Linked DNA regions of Mus musculus: regions 2 and 3 are each linked to region 1. Evidence: chromatin loops called from intact Hi-C (ENCODE). Cell type or tissue: heart. All regions are shown on one strand. Each heading gives the region's core, and the rest is flanking DNA. Links, peaks and the distances in the headings are about the cores only.

Evidence for each region. A loop is a pair of places that touch in the nucleus more often than their neighbours do. Peaks named below come from ENCODE experiments on the same cell type or tissue, not always from the same donor. Only the 100,000 strongest peaks of a DNase experiment are listed, where the experiment ranks them.
Region 2: a loop joins it to region 1, with 5 times the contacts of the local background. A loop is called at or near these places in 18 of 42 quality-filtered maps.
Region 3: it touches region 1 in a loop (3-fold over the local background); 20 of 42 quality-filtered maps call a loop at or near these places.

Annotation. Positions count from the first base shown.
Region 1 is chr9:65,848,351-65,853,350 of GRCm38, reverse strand. Trip4 (thyroid hormone receptor interactor 4) reads left to right here. Exons shown (of 14, transcript NM_001357872.1): 11 at 401-525; 12 at 1,893-1,984. Among named protein-coding and RNA genes, the nearest start is that of Zfp609, 23 kb to the right of the region's middle. In heart, for the core only: a CTCF peak has its summit at 2,917 (motif pointing right); a DNase peak (open chromatin) is centred at 4,940.
Region 2 is chr9:65,660,202-65,667,638 of GRCm38, reverse strand. Rbpms2 (RNA binding protein with multiple splicing 2) reads right to left here. Exons shown (of 8, transcript NM_028030.3): 8 at 7,121-7,437. Among named protein-coding and RNA genes, the nearest start is that of Oaz2, 13 kb to the left of the region's middle. In heart, for the core only: CTCF peaks have their summits at 1,439 (motif pointing left) and 3,261 (motif pointing right); a DNase peak (open chromatin) is centred at 1,428; H3K27ac peaks cover 587 bases.
Region 3 is chr9:65,692,113-65,699,549 of GRCm38, reverse strand. Zfp609 (zinc finger protein 609) reads left to right here. Exons shown (of 10, transcript NM_172536.3): 7 at 1,881-2,056; 8 at 2,302-2,518; 9 at 3,329-3,407; 10 at 3,856-7,437. The coding sequence ends at 3,402. Among named protein-coding and RNA genes, the nearest start is that of Oaz2, 19 kb to the right of the region's middle. In heart, for the core only: a CTCF peak has its summit at 3,793 (motif pointing left); DNase peaks (open chromatin) are centred at 1,979, 2,979 and 3,839; H3K27ac peaks cover 471 bases.

The DNA of each region.
Region 1 (5,000 bases), core at 1-5,000:
GTGTGTGCCACCACACCAGGCCCCTGACAACATAAGCAACTCCTGCCAGTTATATTCTAGCCTTTCTAGAAATGCCATGCCTCATATGTGCCCTTCCTACAAATACATGCAACAACTTAATTATAAATGTAAATTATAGAAGTCCCAAGACAAGTGACAGTTCCCTGTTTGAGTTACAGAGATCTGGTGGCCAGTAGGAGTTGAGAGAAATGACTGGTGGTGGTGACAACAGGAAAGAGAATGGGAGGGTTCAGGTCAGCTAAGGGAAGGGTGTCGCTGAGGTGTCTTCTTCAGGTCTCTTGATCCAGTTGGATAATTTGCTGCAGAATTGTAATCTATTAGGAAATCTTCAAGGAAATTAGAGTTTAGATCTCTCCCATGGAATTTGATTTTGTTTAAGGGTGGAGGGCAGATCCTGGTATACTCCTCACAGAGGAAGACTTTGGATAGCAGCCACGGGCAAAAGACCTTCCCCTCAGGAAGTCTCAGAACTCCAGGCTACCTATCGTCTTCTTCGTGGGAAAGGTAACAGCCACATATATGCTCCAGCTTGATTTGTGGAGAGAAGTCCTTAATGTTCACTTCTATTTCCTTCTTCCTTTGTATTTGTTTTTGTTTTTTTTTTTTTTCTTGTGTTATATAGACTTTTGAACCTCACATTTGTTTATTAGTTTGAGTTTGAGACAGGGTCTCTTAGTATAGCACAGCTACCCTGGAACTCACTATGTAGTTGAGGCTAACCTCAAACTCAAGGCAGGTTTTTTCCGTTTCAGCCTCCCAAGTGATAGGATAAAAGGAATAAACCACCACCCTCAGCTTCTTTGTCTGTTGAGTAACAAATCCTAGACAGCTATTCAAAAGCATTAATTTCACTAAAAACGCAATGCCTAGTGTAGTGGGACATACCTTTAATCCCAGCCCTTGGGAGACTGAAGCAAGTAGATTTCTCTAAGTTTGAGGCCCACCTGACCCTCCCTCATGAGTTCCAGCCTAGCCTTTACTACATAGTGAGACCCTGTGTCAAAAAATAATACAATAAGAAATTAGAAAATGAAAAGGAGGATTTCTCAAACCAAACAGCAACCAATCATTATTTAAATTTTGTAAATGTTAATTATTTTCCTTAAAACACTGTATCTCTTGTTCTAGTTTTATTCTTTGGCTATGATAAAATTCACTAACCTAACTCAACTTAGAGGAGAGAGTTTGCTTTAGCTCACAGTTCCAGGTTTCAGTCCATTGCTTCAGGGAAGTCACAGTGGCAGGAACTTGAAGTAAGTGCTCCTGTCAGTCATCACATCCAGTCAGGAACACATAACCACGCTCCACGGCCTGTCCCTCATCTCCACTCTCACACACCTCAGCACTCTTTTTAGAACAGAGCTGCTTGCAGTGGGCTGGGGCTTCCTACATCAGTTAGTTTATGAACCACCCACCCCACACCACACCACACATTCCCACAGGCCAACCTGATGTTGAAGATCTCTTTCTCATTGAGACTCTTCCTCCATGATTGTAGGTTGTGTTGAGAGTTAAAGCTAACCATCACACCACCAGATTCTAATCTGATCCAGTTGTGAGAACATTAGAATTAATTTGTTCAGAATTAACTTGTAGATTCCTTGAACCTGATGGTAAATGAACGGTTTTTTGGTTTTTGTTTTAATAGTAAAAGCTACCAAGTTTAGCATGTGGATAGTAAACTAAGCTAGTCATTTGTTAGGTTCTCATTAAAATACAAGCATTTGTGCCATATAAAAACTTCCCTGGTTTCCTTTGGTTCTACAAATAGATGATGGAAAATGTTACGTGTTCAGAATTGAAAGCAGATTCCTGAGTTTCAGGGTCACAGAGAAGAGATTTATCCAGTCCTTTTGTTGTTTTCTGTTTAGATGTGGAGTTTCCAAATGACTATCCGTCGGGTTGTCTTCTGGGCTGTGTGGACCTTATTGATTGCTTGTCCCAGAAACAATTTCAGGAGCAGGTGAGTATTGAGTTCTTCTTGTGGGCAGATGCTGGCTGTTTTAACAGGCTCTAGATCCTCTTAACAGACTGAAGACAGTAAGGTTCTAGTAATTTAAACATGAGAAGAAAGGACTGACACACACCCTCCCCCCGGCATAACTCAGGCTGGCTTCAGATTTAAAACCCTACGTCCTCTGCCTTCCAGGGGAGAGTGTTGTACTGAACCCTGCAGTGTTTTGATTTCAGCCATGCCCCAGACTGAACTGGAACGTATGTACAGCTCTTGGGTTCTTGATTATCCTCTTGTCTCTGACTCTTGAGTGCTGAGATTTCAGGCATGTAACCACCACCCCACCATCCCCCCACCCTCAACCCCCGCTCCAGGGAAATATTTTAACACATGTAAAATCGAGAAAGAATAGGATTAGGTCAGAAACAGAAGTACTTAGAGATGGCTTGGCTTCCAGTGTATAGAGAAGCAACACATATCCATTTCTGGGGAAAAAAGCTGCCATTGAAGTCCAGGAAAGGAAGTGTAAGTTCTTTTAGGTTGGGCCTGATGGTACATACCTGGAGGCAGAGGCAGGTAGATTTCTGTCAGTTAGAGGCCAGCCTGTTCTTCATAGTAAGTTCCAGATCAGCCAGGGCTACTAGTGAGGCCCTTTCTCAAACAAAACAAAACAAAACAAAAAGCAAAACAAATATATTTCCTTTTTGAAATGAAGAGACCCTAAAATATTATTTTGATTGGGTATTGGGCATGGATACTCTCTCCGTTTTGGCTTATTCTGAAGCATTTCTTCCAGACCATTGAACTCAATAGACAGTATGTGTGAACTTAGTTTGATTTGAGCCATGTTGGAAGGTATGTGTGTATAAATGAACATATATATATAAATAAACATTTTTTTAAAGTGCTAAACATTAAATTGACATGATTCAAAACATACTTTTAAACAGTAGAGGGCACTAAAGAACTTTAATTTCATTAGCAAATGCCTCAAATGTAGAGTATGTTTGGGCTCAGACAGGCAGGAATTCCAAAACAGCCAAATTCGTCCTTAAAGCAGAAAAAGTCTTATAGACAGTATTGTTTTCCTTTTCTTTGAGCAGTTAATTTAAGCACTAGGGCTTCTACTTCTGTGCATGCAACTTATTTTTGCTCAGTAAATTTGTTTGTCTGGACATTTCCCTTGCTGTGCTGAATAAACCCTGGGCTCCCTGCATTCTAATCAGACTCTCCAACACAGAGCTCTCCCAGTCTCCTAAATATCTTGGGCTTTCTTTCTTTTTCAAGACAAGATCTTACTATGTAGCTCTGGCTGTCCTGAAACAATTGCAGAAACTATCTATAGCTAGTGAAATCACACTCTTGCTAGAGCCCGAGGCAAAACATAGTCAGCTCTGTGGACAGGCTGCTGTGGACAGGCTGCTGTGGACAGGCTGAAGCAGCTCATATCCTGCACCTGGGGTTAAAATGAAAACTTTTTTTTTTTTTTTAAAGAAATCAAAATTCTCACTACATGGTACTGTTGACTAAACCTGGGGCCTTGCTCATTCTTGGCAAGTGCTCTACCCCTCCTAGCCTAATTCTTGGTATTGGGGGGAAAACTTCCTATCCCTAGGATTTCACAAAGTACTTCATGTAGGTGTTCCCTAAAGTTAGTGCACATCTGGGAGACATCTTTGGGTTAAACAGATTTGTTTTCCATAGAGTTTATCAGAGCCTTTAATATGCAAGTATCAATTAAGGCTCTCCAAGAAACAGATAATAGGGTACAGTGTTCCTAAACATTTTTCTCCCTGAAACGTATTAGTAATCAAACCCAGGACTTTGTGCAAATGTTCTACCACTGAGTTACTTCCCTCTCCCCTTCTACACACATCCACTGCCTGTTTACATACTACAGACCTGTAGCCCTGGCATGCACAATTTAGAATGTACATGCCAGGCTTTCCTTTATCCTTTGTAAGTTCAGTTTATTGAGAAAGAACCATCCAGGAAACAGTGTCTGCCCCATATCTTCAGTATCTATTCTTATCAACTAGCTGAAGTTCATTTTCCTTGAAAAACCATGGAGCTACCAACCCTTTTTTTTAGCTGACACTAATTTCCTATGTGACTTGGACCACATTCTCCTTCAGCATTCTGTTGTTGCTAACATTTTCCTTCCCCAAAGAAACTGGGTAATTTATTTCTGACCTCACATTCTTGCCCTGTCTTTAATAAATTAAAATGTACTAGATTGACCAGTTAGTTCTCTTTAAGAGCAGAGGGCTGGAGAGATGGCTCAGTGGTTAAGAGCGCTGGCTGCTCTTTCAGAGACCCTGAGTTCAAGTTCCAGCACCCACATGGTGGCTCACAACCATCTGTAATAGGATCTGATACCCTTTTCTGGCATGCAGGCATACAATGCAGAGCACACACAACACATAAAATACCTGAATAAATATTTAAAAGAATAAGAACAAAAGGATTTATTCCATAGTTATAATAATCACCATGCAGTGAAGGTACGCACGTTTAATCCCAGTACTTGAGACACCAAGGCGGGTGGATCTCTGAGTTTGAGACCAGCCTGCTCTACAGATCAAGTTCCAGGACAGCTAGGGGTACACAGAGAAACCTTGTCTTGTAAACGCTCCCCCACCCCCCAAAAAAGTAAAATCAAGTTCATGACATTGTTAAGTGTCCTTTGAAAAGTATGTGCTGAACAGGCGTAAGAACTTGTCTTCCTTTTATCCTTTAAAGCCAGTTTAGCCGCATGTCTAATTTCTGCCAGAAAAAAAAAAAAATCCCACTAGACCCTCAACCCTCCTCTGACTAATGTCAGGGGATGAACCTAGACAGGGAAGAAGTGCAGAGAAAGGGCTGCATGCTGAGGGGAGCTAGGTAGATGAGAGCCATCCTTTCTGAGCTTCTCCTTCTCCTGTATTCCCCTGGAAGGAGCCCCTGCTGTTTGCCAGCATTTTATCTGCCAGCAGCAGATGTAAGAGCTCCAGAGCAGCAGGGAGGATGTTGACTGCAACAATGC
Region 2 (7,437 bases), core at 1,220-6,219, 190 kb after region 1:
TAGATGTTTTTTTCGTTTTTTTTTTGTTTTGTTTTGTTTTTGTTAAAGCTTTAGTTTTTATGAGATTACACCCATGCATAACTTGCATATTCAAATAAGCTAAAGGCTGGCTCAGTGGTTAAGAACATATGTTACTTTTGCGGAAGACCAGGGTTCAATTCCTAACACCTACACAATAGCTCACAGCTGTCTCTAACTCCAACTCCAGATCTGATGTTCTTTTCTGTGTGTACACACACATACATACATGCAGGCAAAATACTCGTAAAAATAATAAATTAAAAAAAAAATCTGGCCGGGCGTGGTGGTGCACGCCTTTAATCCCAGCACTCCGGAGGCAGAGACAGGCGGATTTCTGAGTTCGAGGCCAGTCTGGTCTACAAAATGAGTTCCAGGACAGTCAGGGCTATACAGAGAAACCCTGTCTCAAAAAACCAAAAAATACCCAAAAAATCTGAAATGCCTGAGCCTAGACCTGACCTGGCGATGTATCTCTAGCTTATTCCCCAGTTCATTCCAAATTTGTTGATGATCTGGTCTACTGACAGTTCCCATCATGCCCTGCTTTGTCCTCTATACATGCTTCTTCTGGGAAGAATGCCTATTCTCTGTCCTATACCAAGTCCCCTGTAGCCCTTCTCTCCGCTCTAAGCATACACAATTGTGCGCAGCTTCGCCATCCTAGTCTTTCAACCACTTGCAGTATATGCACCCTACATGTTTTTTTTTTTAATCACAAACCCATCCAAACCACATGTGTTGGTGCACACCTGTAATCCCAGCATTTGAGAGGCTAAATAGAGATGGCCTTGAGTTCCTGGCCAACATTAAAAAAATAATAATGGGGGCTGGTGAGATGGCTCAGTGGGTAAGAGCACCCGACTGCTCTTCCGAAGGTCCAAAGTTCAAATCCCAGCAACCACATGGTGGCTCACAACCACCCGTAATGAGATCTGATGCCCTCTTCTGGTGTATCTGAAGACAACTACAGTGTACTTACATATAATAAATAAATAAATAAATAAATAAATAATAATAATAATAATGATAGAAATACAAATTTCCCCCCATGAGACAGTGTCTCCAAAGAGCCCTGGTTGTCCTGGAACTCACCACATAGACCAGGGTGGCCTCAAACTCTGCCTTTCAAACCCTGGGTTAAAAGTGTGTGCCATCAAGCCTGGTCCAATAGTACAATTCTTTAAAGGGCACTGTGGTACAGGCCTCCAGTCTTAGCACTGATAGGAAGGCAAGGGGATCAGGAGTTCAAGGTCATGCTCAGTTACACAGAGAGTTCAAGGATGACCTGAGCCTTGTGAAATCCTATCTCAACTACCCCACCCCAGTCTCTAAAAAACAGGACACAAAGCAAATATACACACACTATAAATAACAAATCGTATCCAGCATTCTGCCTCTGCCCCCTGGTGGCCATCCAGCGGGTAAAGGTGAGATGCCTAGATAAAGCAGCCTTTGCGAATGGCCCTCTGCCAGCTATGAACAGTTACTGTGGACGGACGGGGGGCTGTCACACACAGACTGAGCACTTGAAGGCAGATCTTTGTCCACAGACTTCACTGCACAGACTAAAACCTAAAAGAGCAACAAGCATAGTGTAACCCGCAGAACGGCTTTCAGGTGTTTATCTTTTTGAGACAGGGCTTCTCTGCGTAGCCCTGGCTATCCTAGAACTCGTTCTATAGACCAGGCTGGTCTCAAACTCAAAGACCCGCCTGTCTCTGCTTCCCAAGCACTGGGATTCAGGCATGTGCCATATGGCCAGCTTGCTTTCATGGATTTTTGTTTTGTTAGTTTCTGTTTGTTTGATTAGTTACCAACAGATTAGGAATTTTCACATTAAATTCTGACTGTCTTTCTATAGAAAAATATTAAGCTGCATGGGCCCCACCCTCCTGAGCAGGAGGGCCTGAGAACAGCTCAGCATGGGTCCTGCCCTCCAGTTAGGACTGCCTCCCTCTCTGGCCCCTACAGGCCCGGTGAGTGCAACTCTTGGCCAAGCCTAGAACTTCATGAAGAACAGGGTGGCGCAAATCTGTCCTGGGAAACACCCAGACACCCAGCATCTGGCTCAGAACAGCTCCTCTATCATAGCTCACCACCGAAAACATCAGGAACATGAACGTTAGTGCCTCGGGCATTTCATTGTGCCTTCAGAAAGTTCCCACTGTTTTCACTGGGTGGGGACTCTCAGAGAAGTCATATTCCCCCGAGGACACATGGCCAGATGGGAGAAGGCTTGCCTAAACAAGGTCTCAGAAGTGAAGTAGCCAGTTAGCTGCCATGTGTCAGATACTACCAAGTGTGCTGGACTCTCCCAGGCAGTAACCCAGGAATGTTTGCAAAGGTGAAATTAACAACACCTAGTGGCACTGTGAGGTGCCACTGCATAGAATGCAAAGTGGCACTGGGGAGGCTGGCAGGGGACATTCCAAGTTTTAGTTACCAGAGGGGTCTACTTCTGTCATTCAGGCAGGCAAAAAGTCTACCAGATACAAGAAAATATAAACTCTGGGAATATCAGCTATGGTTAGAAGGCAAATGACCAGTCATTACTAACGATGTCCAGGCATTTCGTCAGTGAGGTAGAATGTTACCCACATGGCCTGATACTAACAATGTCAACCAGGTCGCCTTGAACTTGCAACGATCCCTATGCTTTTGCATCCCAAGTGATGGGATTACAGGCATAAGCTGACATATCTCACCCAACCCGATCTGTGACACCTGAATTTTAAATGATTTATTTTAATTTATGTACATTGGTGTTTTGCCTGCATGTATGCCTGTGTGAAGGTGTCAGGTTCCCTGGAACTGGAGTGACAGACAGTTGTGAGCTGCCATGTGGATGCTGAGAATTGAAGCTGGGTCCTTTGGAAGAGCAATCAGTGCTCTTAACCACTGAGCCATCTCTCTAACCCCCAACACCTGGATTTTCTATCAGCTCTGTATATCTGAATGCACTTGGACTTGGACATGTCTCTCTGCTTCTTAGAGCTGAAGCGCCTCTACCCGTGAGCCGAGACTGCTGAATGAATCAGATATCGTGGGGTCTAACACAGTTGTGTCCACAGGATCAGTAGTTTATGTAGCTGTCTAGAATGCAAAGCATGCACATATCCAGGAAGTGGTCCATGTTTGTGAGTGATTTCTCAACTGAGAGCTTTGGAGCAGGGGTCCAGATAGTCCAAGTCTGTCCTGGAAGGAAAGCAATCAAATGGCTTTGAGCTCTTTCACCAGAAGAGGGCACCCCAGCCTCGTGGTCTAGATGGCGCCTCAGCCATCACCTTCAAGGTAAAGTGAAGGGAACAAAGTAACCTCACCTTCCCTCCACCAGGGAAAGACCAAGGGCTGGAGACTTAGAGACAGGATGCAACAAAGACACGTGGGCTTAGGATAGAGGCAGGAGGAGGATAAGAGATAGGCATGGCTGCAAGCTTAGTACCAGGATGCAGGAGAGTCAGGGGCCAAGGTCATCTACAGTTACATAGCAAATTCAAGGTTATCCTGGGCTTATGTGAAACTGTCTCAAACAAAAACCGTGACCAAAAAAAAAAAAAAAAAAAACAAAACATAACAACAAAAACCCTAATAAATTAAATAGAGCTTCCTGGGGTCAGAGTATACCACACCTACAAACACAGGCAAGAACAGCTGGAGTAGGATCACCCTGAAGTTTCCTAAGAAGGTACTGCCATCTCCAGTGAACAGAGCTAAATCCTGTCCTGAAGCGCCTGAAAGCCAGGTTGGGCTGACTGCAGCCATCAGTATGCAATGTATATGCAAGCACACACGAGAGAGTGCAGTACTGAGGAAATCTTAGCAGAGGCCTTGGCTCCCCATTTGCACCTCATAACCCTCTAATAGTATCTCCTCCAGTCTTCCTTCCCTGAGCAGAGCTGATTTCCAGGAAACACGTTGCAGATTCTAGGAATGTGGATCTGAATTTAGATAGAAACAGACCCATCAGAGAAGTCTCTGATTCAAGTGACCCTGTCCTGGGAAACCAGGAGGGAGAATGACAACCCTGCACCTAACTCTTCCCATTTCTGGGTGTTCCTCACTTGAACAGCTCAGCCATCTGGGTCTCTCGTTGTACATGCCATTCTAAGGAACAGAAACTACACCTTATTCTCCATCTTCCACCAAGTGCAGGCTTCACTGGAGTTGTGTGTGTGTCTGTCTGTCTATCTGCCTGGGCTGGTGTAGAGGACCTGTGTTTGATTCATAGCACCCACACGCTGGCTCACAACTCGAGTTCCAGGGAACCTGACACCCTTTCTGACTTCTGCAGGTAACCAGTCATGTACATGGTTTGCAGAAACACGTCCTTAAAACACAAATACATACAAAACTTTTTTAAAAAGATTATGTGTGCCTATGTATACATAAGAATATTTTGTGGCCGGGCATGGTGGTGCACGCCTTTAATCCCAGCACTCCGGAGGCAGAGGCAGGCGGATTTCTGAGTTCAAGGCCAGCCTGATCTACAGAGTGAGTTCCAGGACAGCCAGGGCTATACAGAGAAACCCTGTCTCAAAAACAACAACAACAAAACAAAAAAGAAAAGAGTACTTTGTGCATGTAGGTGCCTAAGAAGTCAGGGGGGAGTCTGGAGTTCCAAGTAGCTGTGAGCTTCTGGTATGGACAATGAGAAAAGAATCCGGGTCTTCTGCACTATAAGAGGCAAGGTCTCTTGCTGAACCTGGAGCTTGCAGGTTCAGTTCCTCCTGATAGGCCTCTTACCTGGGATCCCCCTTTTCCCTCCTCAGTCCTGGGGTTACAGTCAGACCACAGTTTTTATGCAGGCTCTGGGGATCTGAACTCTGGTCATCTTGCTTGCAAAACAAGTGCTTTGCCTATTGAGTCATCTCCCTCTGTGGGATTTTGAAAAGATATGCTGTCTGAAGATGTGTGCACTGTGCACATATGGAGGTCTGGGCACGAGCTGAAGGAACTGGTTCTCCCATGTGGACCCCGAGAGAAAGCTCAGGATGTCAGGCTTGGTAGCCAACAGCTTTATCCGCTAGAACCATTTTTGTCAGTTCCCGTTGGAGCTTTTACCTTCAGTTCCCATAGCTATAAAAAGTAGATGAAAACACATTTCTTGCTTCAAAGGACTTTGATGGTGATCACAAGACACACCTCTCATATGTACCTGTAATAAACTTCACATCAGGACAGGAATGCAGGACCCCGTTTTTGAATCCTGAAACCCAGCTAGGTGGTGGTGGCACACAACCTTGATCCCAGCACTCAGGAGGCACAGAGAGGGGGAATCCCTGAGCTTGAGGCCAGTCTGATCTACATAACAAGTTCCAAGGCAGGAATCAATCTGGAGATAGGAACTGAAGCAGGAGTCTAAAGGGGGTGCTTAGCCTGATTTTTTGTACAGTCCAAGACCACTGCCTAGTGTGTTGGCCCCTTCCACATCAGTCAGTCAAGAAAACGTCCCAGATGTGCCTACAGACCACTATGACAGAGGCTTTTCTCAATTCCCTCTTCCCAGATGATCCTGCTTGTGTCAGGTTGACAGAACCCATGACACACCTGCTGCTAGCCTTTCCTGAACAGCATAGCACGTGCACTCTGGATGAGGTTGCTTCTGAGTCCAGCTTTACCATGCCCCTGCCAGGCAGCTCCTTGATTTTTGGGTGGATCTGCTTGTGAACTCAACCCAAGTCCAGCTGTCTGTCCATCGAGGTCTTTCTGCCGAGGCCCTGCCTCAGGAAAGCTCCAGCTGGAAAGGGTGCAGCACCTCCCCTTCCTCTCTCAGACCAAGGCCTGGGCTCTGCTCAGTGAAGTGTGAAAGAGACCCCTCCTCCCCTGAAGTCACAGGCATGGGGCCTTTAAATTATGGAATAGCTTTCTCTGTCCCTCTCAGGAAGACCCAACTGCCCCAACTAAATAATTCAGCACCTTGGGAAGACCCAATGGATCTTGACACAGCTGAAGTAGGTCAGACCATGACTTGGCCCCAGGAGGGAACTGTCAAACACCAAACACAGCTTTTTCTCCATGCTCGAAGGAGCTGCAGGCTGGGAGGGCCCTTGCTTGCATGGCAAGATCACATAGCAGTGAGGGGTACCACTAGAAAGAGCCAATTCCTTCCTTTCCTGGAATTAAGTGCAGGTATGTCCCCTCCTGAGTTTTCCTCTAGGTTCCAGGTAACCTGCCCACCTGCCACAAGCTACCCCAAAGCCTGTACTTGTCTGGGCCCTCTCCCAGCTCAGTTAGCACCTAGATGCACGTCACCCCTGACACATGAGCAGTTAACAGCCTACACCCAAGCCACACAGGAGAAGAGGTGCCAGTCATCAAGGTTCAACTGGAGCCAGCCACGGCCACTTTGCTCAGAGGAAACCAGTAGGAGGCAGGCTTTGGTCATTGGCCCTGCCCTGCAGGATCAGAGTGGACAAAGAAGCAAACTCTCCCTCTAGGGGAACTGGGAAGGATTTCAAGCCACTTCTAATATTAAACTAAAACACCACGTCACAGTAGAGTTAGGGCGGCCACAAGAATCCCGTCCATGCTAACCCCAGGTTCCCAGTGCAACCTAACCTTAAAGACCTTCTGCTTTCTTCCCAGGAATCAGTTGCAGTCCACAGCTAACAGCACTGGTTAGTTTAATGCATCAGGGGCAAGGTTTTGTGGATCCTCTGTCCCTACAGGCCAGTAGATGTACACCAAGGTCAGACTCTGGAGAGAGACCCTAGCACACCAACTTCACTTTTTCAGTACAAGGGGGCTTGAGAGACCACAGGGTTGGAAGGGTGAAGGTGAGCAGATAAAGGCACACTCAGGCTCCTGACTGGGTGCAGGGACTAAGGATCTCTGCCTTCAGAATTCCCGGAGCAAGGAGAAAAGTCATCATAGAGGATGGGATGATGGAGGGTGGGCACCTGAAGACCCTGGTGCAGTCACTCTCCACTTTGGGACAGGCTCCTCAGCTTATTACAGAAGGCAACAATAGCAGCTCTGAGGTGTCCCCACCCAGATTGCCACCAGGCCAGGACTGTTTCTGGCCTCCCTGTTGTCACCCTCAGCCCAGCAGCCTGCATCCCATGGATCGTAGAAGCAAAAATCAGAGCAGAGTCACTTCAGGTTTTTATTTTGCATTTCATTTATGATCCAGTTTCACATTCTCACAGGGTCACCAATTACAACAGCCACCTCCAGACATCATTGTCCGAAGTAGCCAGATATCCGAGCTGAGGTTTAAAGGTAAAGCACAGACATGCTCGTAAAATAAAACAAAATTGCACAATTTATCCTTCATCTCATTCTTCTTAAACCAAAGCCCGACACAAAGGCCAACTGCTAAAGAACGGAAACCCCTTTTCTTCTTCATGCTTCAAACTAAACATTAAACTTATCTGACAGGCTGAACAAGGTCTCTTTAATAATTAATGGTAAACA
Region 3 (7,437 bases), core at 978-5,977, 150 kb after region 1:
AAAGCTCCATCCGCTGAGGCTTGTCTCTGGGCCATGCACTGTCTTAAATGATTTATGCATTTTTCCCTGTTGTTCTGTCTTCATTGTTGAGACAGTCATATTATGGAGCCCTTGTTTGTTAGCCTATAATTAACCAGCTTTCCTCCTTTTTCTTGGCTCTGCTCGCAAGTGCTGGAATTATAAGCATAGCCACCACACCCAGCTTGTGTTTCTATGCATTTGCATGTTGTGTGTAGGTCAGAGGTCAATGTCATTTATCTTCTTCCATGATTTATTTTTTTAAACAGGGTCTCTCACTGAACCTAAAACTCAATTATTCTAGACTGACTTGCCACGAGTTCCAGGGGTTTTGCTGTCTGTACCCTCACACTTGTAGAACTATGAGCACTTTGACCTGGCCTTTTCTGTAGGCCCTGGTGATCTGAGCTTTGATCCTCGTGCTTGTATGCAAGCATGGTTGCGTATGTTTGTGTGAATGTTTACCTGAATGTATTTATGTGCACCATGTGCATGCATGATACCCAGGAAAGCCAGGAAAGGTGGAGCCACCATGGAGGTGCTAGACATGAAATCTGGGTCCTTTGCAATGGAGGCAAGTGTTCTTAACCACTGATGTGTCTCTCCAGCCCAGCTTCAGTTTCTGAGACATAGTCTGGCCATCTAAGCCCAGGCTGACCTTCATCTCATCTTCCTGCCTCAGCTAACACTACAGGTGTGTGTGCACCTATCTTCCTGTTGCTTGTTTGGGAAAAGACTTTGCTGGAACTAGATTCTGTAAATTCTATGCTAGAATTTACTGTATTCAGGCTACCTTCCTTGAAACAATCCTCTTACTGTTGCCTCCCTAGTCCTGGATTAGAGCATTATATATGCTCCTGTTCTTTTTGTACTAGTATCTTTTGCTTATTTTTTAGATTTGTTTATAAATGTGTGTATGTGAGGGGCAAGAGAGGGAGAAGGAAAAAATGCATGTAATCACAGTGTTTACAGAGAACATCAGCTCCGCTGGAGCTGGGGTTACAGTCAGCCACCTGATGTGGGTGCTGAGAATTGAACACAGGTTCTCTGGAAGAACAATAAGTACTCTTACCAGATACTGAGCCATCTCTCCAGGACCACCACCCTTTTTTGAAACAGTCCTGGCTGTCTCAGAACTCATCATGTAGACCAAGCTGGTCTTGACTCAGTAATCTGCCTGCCTCTGCCTCTCCAGTACTGGAATTGAAGGTGTGTACTCCCACACCTGGCCTACCACCACCACCACCCCTTTTTCTTTTCCAATTAAAACATGGTTTCATTATGTAATCCTGGCTGGCCTGGAATAGATGAAACTGGCTTCAACTTCACCTAGGTCTGCCTGCTTCTAGCCTGAGTGCTGGGATCAAACTCAGGTCATCAGGCCTGGCAGCAAGTCCTTTTACCCATGAGCCATCTCACCAGCCCTTGTTTTGGAGAACAGGATCTCATGTAGTCTAGGCTGACACTGAGTGCAGAATTCTGTCCCAACCACCTGTGTTGGGATTATGGCTGTACTGTCATGCCTGCTAATATCTTCATTTTGATAATAAACTGAAACTCAAAAGGCTGTCACTTCATTTACAGTTATGCAGCCCAAGGCTGTCTGACTTTAACTCCTTGGATCTTTCCACTTTATCATAGGACTCTGAGATAACTCAGGAGAACTGAGAAGTCAGCTTTGGTAAACCGAGTGCTATATGCTATCCCTTCACCTGTTCTTAGCTTGTTAAAAGAGGAGGAAGCCAGGAGCTGTGGTTAAAAGTGTCTGGGACTGCTTAGGCGAGCTGATGCCACCTGACCCTTCACTAGAGCAGTCTCTTCTGCCTTCATTTCCTCTGACTGCTTGATTTCCCCTTTCCTAGGTTCCTATTTGCCTTCCAGCTATTCTTTCTCCCCGTATGGCAGCAAGGTCTCAGGTGGCGAGGACGCTGACAAGGCCCGTGCCAGCCCCAGTGTGAGCTGTAAAGCCAGCTCAGAGTCCAAAGCCCTGGACATCTTGCAGCAACATGCCAGTCACTACAAGAGCAAGTCTCCCACGGTAAGTGGAGGACAGCCCAGGTCCTTGTCCAAAGACCACGGAGTAGAAGCCACAGCATGGGAGGAGTGGGCAAGTGCAGGCCCTGACAAGATGCTACTTGGGTGACTTGATACCAGCCTCATAAGGGCACTCCCTCTATTTGTAGATACCCTGCAGTTTTAGAGTCATAATATAGGACACTGGTTAGATCACTAGTGTGTATATATCTCATTATAGTGTCTTGATATGTCTCCTTTCCTTTCCAGATAAGTGATAAAAATTCTCAGGAGAGAGATCGAGGAGGCTGTGGGGTGGTTGGGGGTGGTGGCAGCTGTGGCAGTGTTGCGGGAGCAGGAGGTACTGACAGGAGTGCCGACCGGCCCCGCACATCCCCTTCCCAGCGCCTGATGTCCACACACCACCACCACCACCACTTGGGCTATTCCTTGCTCCCAGCACAGTACAACCTACCCTATGCCGCAGGTAAGGCTCTTTCCTCCAGCTTTGTTTCCATTTCAGTAGTACTGCCTGTAACAAGGCCCCTGCCCTCAAAGAATCTTTCACCCCCAGATTTTGGTTTTTCGAGACAGGGTTTCTCTGTGTAGCCCTGGCTGTCCTGGAACTCACTTTGTAGACCAGGCTGGCCTCGAACTCAGAAATCCGCCTGCCTCTGCCTCCCAAGTGCTGGGTACCCCCAGATTTCTAATCTGAGATTCCCAGCACTCAGGTTGAAGCAGTAATATAAAAATAAATTCAAGGTGGAATGGGAAGAAGACTTAGTGAAGCACTTGCCTTATAAACAGAGGACCTGAATTTAGTCCTCAAAATCCATGTGATAAGACAGATGTGGTGGTGTGTGCTTGTAACTACAGTGATCAGGTGGGAGGAAAACAGGCAGATCCCTGGAGCTCACTGGCCAGCCAGCCTAGCCTACTTGGCAAAGTTCCAAGCCAGTGAAAGGCCTTGTCTCAAACAAAAGACAGAAGGCACTTTAAGAATGACACTCAGTTGTCCTATGACCTCCACACATGTACAACACACACATCCAGAGATCCTGTCTCTCTGCTGAGTCCTAAAGTACCTTGCTTTAGGCTGGGACTTATTTCTTCCCTGGAGCTTGGGAGCTCTCATTATTCATCAGAGTAAGGAACCACTAGAGAGAAACAAGCTGTTGGTACCCCAAAAATCCAATGGCACTAGGTAGGGAAATTTAAGGGGAAGCTCCTCACAGCGAGCCAACTTGTGAAGGGTGACTTCCTGAGTGCTATATTAATATGTTCTCTGCTTGCCTAGGGCTTTCTTCTACAGCCATTGTTGCCAGCCAGCAAGGCTCAACTCCCTCACTCTACCCACCCCCCCGGAGGTGAGAATGGTAAGTAGATTTTGTTAATTTGCAGTGACAGATTAACAGGGGTAGCTGCTACTTGGATCCACAGAATCTCTGCAAGTGAGGGTTAACTATGTGATGTCAGTAATCTGGAAAAGGGAGACTGTTGGCCAGGCCTGTGACAGCAGCCTCTTGTGAAGCTATGTGCATTTGAAGGCCTGCGGAGGACCAGCACCAGCTGGTGCTGCAGTTCTTTTTGGGTTGTTTTTAACTTTGCTGTGAAGGGTAGTGCTTGTGAGCAGAGCTCAAAGAACAATTTACAGGGAGTTCCCTCTTCGAACTGTGGATGATGGAATTCATCTCATGCTTGGCAGCAAGCACCCTTACTCACTAACCATTTGCCAGCCCCAGTTCATTTTCTTAGAGCACCATCTTGTGGTTGTGATACCAGCAGACCACAATTAGCTGTTTTATCTGTGTGTTTCCTTCGCAGAACACCAAGTGCCCAGATGAAGTCAGCTTCATGGGCCAGACTGGCTCATTCGAGGTGATGCTGGAGGTGCCATCTTACCATCAGTTACGGTGTTGATCATCCTGTTTGCCATTCCGACCGTGACTGAAGGCAGACCCTTGGCTGCCTCACCTCCACTAGACCCTCCGACCCCCGACCCTCCCTCTTCCTCAGGAGCTGGAGAACTGGTACTTTGCAAAAATATTTATTCTCTCAGCCACAGTTTTGTTGTGGTCATCTATGGAGATGAAGGCATAGGAGCAACTGAGAGAACACAGCCTCATCCCAGAGAAATGACTGCTCTGTTACCTTAGCCCCTGGTCTGCTGCCAGAGCAGCAACACACACCTGGGAGGGACCCCAAGCACGGGATAAAGTCTGAAGACAGCACAGCAGCCATACCCCTCACTGTCATTACCACCATAAACAAGATTCCACATCTCCTCAGTGGTTTGGGCCCTGGGAACTGGCAGCACGTGGAGAAATTAGAATCTCAGGAAAGAAGTAGGGAGCTGTTTCCTCTGTAATTGCGAAGACAAGGTCTTCAAGTGTGGAGACATCCCCCTCTGATGTGAGCACAGATAAATGCTCAGAGCCTAACCTGTAAAGGGGAGAGTAAGGCACTTGCCCCACCAGAGTCTTGTGCTCCTGTCAGGTGGAAGACAGGGGTTCTAGCACCAGCACAGGCTCCCTGGGGATGCTGGGAGGAACTGGAACATAAGTGGAGTCTGTGAAACTGAACCTGCTTCCTCACCAAAATTCCTGCTGCTTTCCAGATCCCCCAACTCCTTGTCCTTTCTCTTTCTTTTTTAACCCCTTGGTGCCTTTCCCAGGGGGGATTCCCCATACTGACCTCACTTCTACTGCTTGGCTTCTACAACTCAGGCAGTATTAATAGACTTCCTCCCAGCATGGGTAACCTTGGAGCCTGCCACATCACTTTAGAGCAGCAACCAGAAGGCAGGCTGTTCTTGGAGACATTCAGTTATCTGAGTATCCTCATTTAGGGTCACAAATATATCCATCCCAGTTCCTCTGTCTACAGGTACATGATTTTATACAGTTCACTCTGTAACTCCGTACGTGCCAATATGAGGAGTGTCTTTATAACACACGTTTATGTTTTAGGGGCCACTGGCCAAGGGGAGATGATTTGCTCCTTAGACCCTAAAACAGCATATCCAAGCATTATATGCCCAAGTCAGAGTGGACACAGTGGATAAGGCTTTGAGGTGGCAGGCATTTCTCTGTTCTCCTGAGCTACAAAGTCATGTTAGGAAAAAGTGATGACCTAGCTTTGTTGGAGTCACGTCTTCCCAGCATGTGGGATGTTTTTTAGGTCTTTGCTATTGCAGGGTACCATCCCTTTGAAGCCCTTTCCTCCTGTTTTTGCCCTTTGGACTGCAAGAGAGAGAGAAAGATGCACAGATACCAGCTTAGGCTAATCGGGAGCTTGAAACAAGAATGTCAAAAGTGACAGTTTGAGAGCAGGAAGGTAGGTGGCTCTAACTTCTTTGGGAAAGTGGGGTGGTGGGAGACATTAAGCACAAAGCCCAAGAGAAGCTAGCTCCCGAGAACTCATGAACCCTCCATGTATATAATCAGGCTTTGGTAGTTAGCATCTCTGACCTCCAAACCTTTCCTGTTTCCAAGTCCTTGTTTTTTTTTTTTGAGTTGGGTTCTGGGCACTTGGGAAAATCCTTTTGTCTAAACAGCCTCCTCGCCACCATTGTCCCCTCTGCCACATGCTGCCCCAGCAGGAGTCTGGGTAGTGACCCCCTTTCATTCGTGGAGGTAGATGTTGGAGATAACATCTTATCTAACCCATTACCCTTACTAAGAAAGTGACTGTCGCCTAATTATGCTTCTCCCCACAAGACTAGTGAGTAGAGCCATGCTCCCATCTGTTCCTGTTTTTTTTAAATATTGTGTTTTGTATGTATCTGTGGCACTGGTTTGCAGTGTGCTTTGTACATATTGTAAAAAAAAAAACATTGGAGCAATTTTGTTTTTCACTGGGTAGGCATGGCCCACATTCCTGCCCTTTCCACTTTTTTCATTTTATAACAGAGGTGTGTCTGTATTTGCAAGACAGCCTTAGATTCTGCAGAAGGAACAGCTTTCTCTCTCTCCCCTCTCCCCTTCCCTTCCCTCCCTCTGTCTGTCTCTCTCCCCTCTTCCCGTTAGAAACAAGTCAGCTTTTTGTTCCCTCTACCCAAGTGCCCCTTGAAAAACAGGTGCTGCTCTGAAACGAGATTAGCAGTAGAAAAATGACCCTGTGTTCTCAGCTCCTCCCTCCTGGTCCCTAGTCTGAGTCCGGTCTTCCCGCTCTGAAGTAGTATTACATACACTACAGCTCCAGCTGTGGAAACTCCTGACTAGTGCTTCAAAACTGTCCACCTCCACACCTAGTCAGAAAGACAGGATCTGGTGCAGACCACCAAACCAAGCCTCTCACTAAGCCACCCTGCCCATGCTCTTGCTCTTAATGATCTCCAGGGACTCATGTGGAAGAGAAGCTATAGGAAGTAGGGGCCTCACCCTGAGGAAGGGCAGCTACCGCTTGCCAGCTGCTGCTTAGGACTCACATCTACTTCCTCATTTCCCCATCTTATACTTGTACATGTAGTCTCCACTAAGCCTACTCTCTCCACACATCTCAAGGTCAAAGAAACATAGAAGGGTAAGAGGGTACCCTGTGAAATGATCCTTTCATGCACCTTCTCTCCAGGCTCCAGGGTGGGGTGGGGGGGACTTAGTTTAAGGGAGTTAGTTCTGCAGAAGGGCTAGAGAATTGGATATAGATTTGAGGCCTCATCACTTACCCCATATACCTTATCTGTGTACTCTGATGGCCCCCAAGATTCAGCTGGGCAGCTAGCTGGCCCATTATTCTGGGCCTTTGTCATTTATTACTAGTTTCCAAGGAAACTTTCCAGTGATTCCCTGCCATGGGCCCCTCCCAGGCCTTATCCCTAGCCCCTCCTGCCCCAGCCCACCCGCTTGCCTTGGTGCTCAGCCCTCCCACTGGGAGCAGGTTGGGGCAAGCTGGAGGCTCGGGCTGGAGGGACAGTGTTGCTGTTCATAGCTTTTGTTCCATTGGCGTTGCTCTGTTGAATTTAATTTCAGTCTTCCTGATTCTTCCCTTCTGTAAAGTGTACATTACCAAGTTCCTTGTTTTTTTATATATATATATATAAATATATATATATACAAACTGTACTCTTTTTGCCTTTGTACATTCAGGCAAGAAGAGAAAATAAATCTTTTTAAGAGACAATCACAAATCTGTGAGGGCTGCTGGTTATTTCTCCTGGAGTTTGCTGCTGAGCTGCTGCCTCCTCCCCTAGCTGTTCTGTTCCCCCCTCAGCTTCCCTGTCTTTTCTCTAGCCCTGCTCCATACCCACCCTCAGCTTCCCCTTTCCTGGCTGACAGCAAGCTGTTGAACCCAGTGTGCCCACCTGCCCTGTAGCTTCTTCCTGTCCAGCATTGTTTTCCAGCTTGGCCACTGGCTGATCCTGTATCCTGACCTTTTTTTAAACCCTTAGATCTCATTCACCAAAGT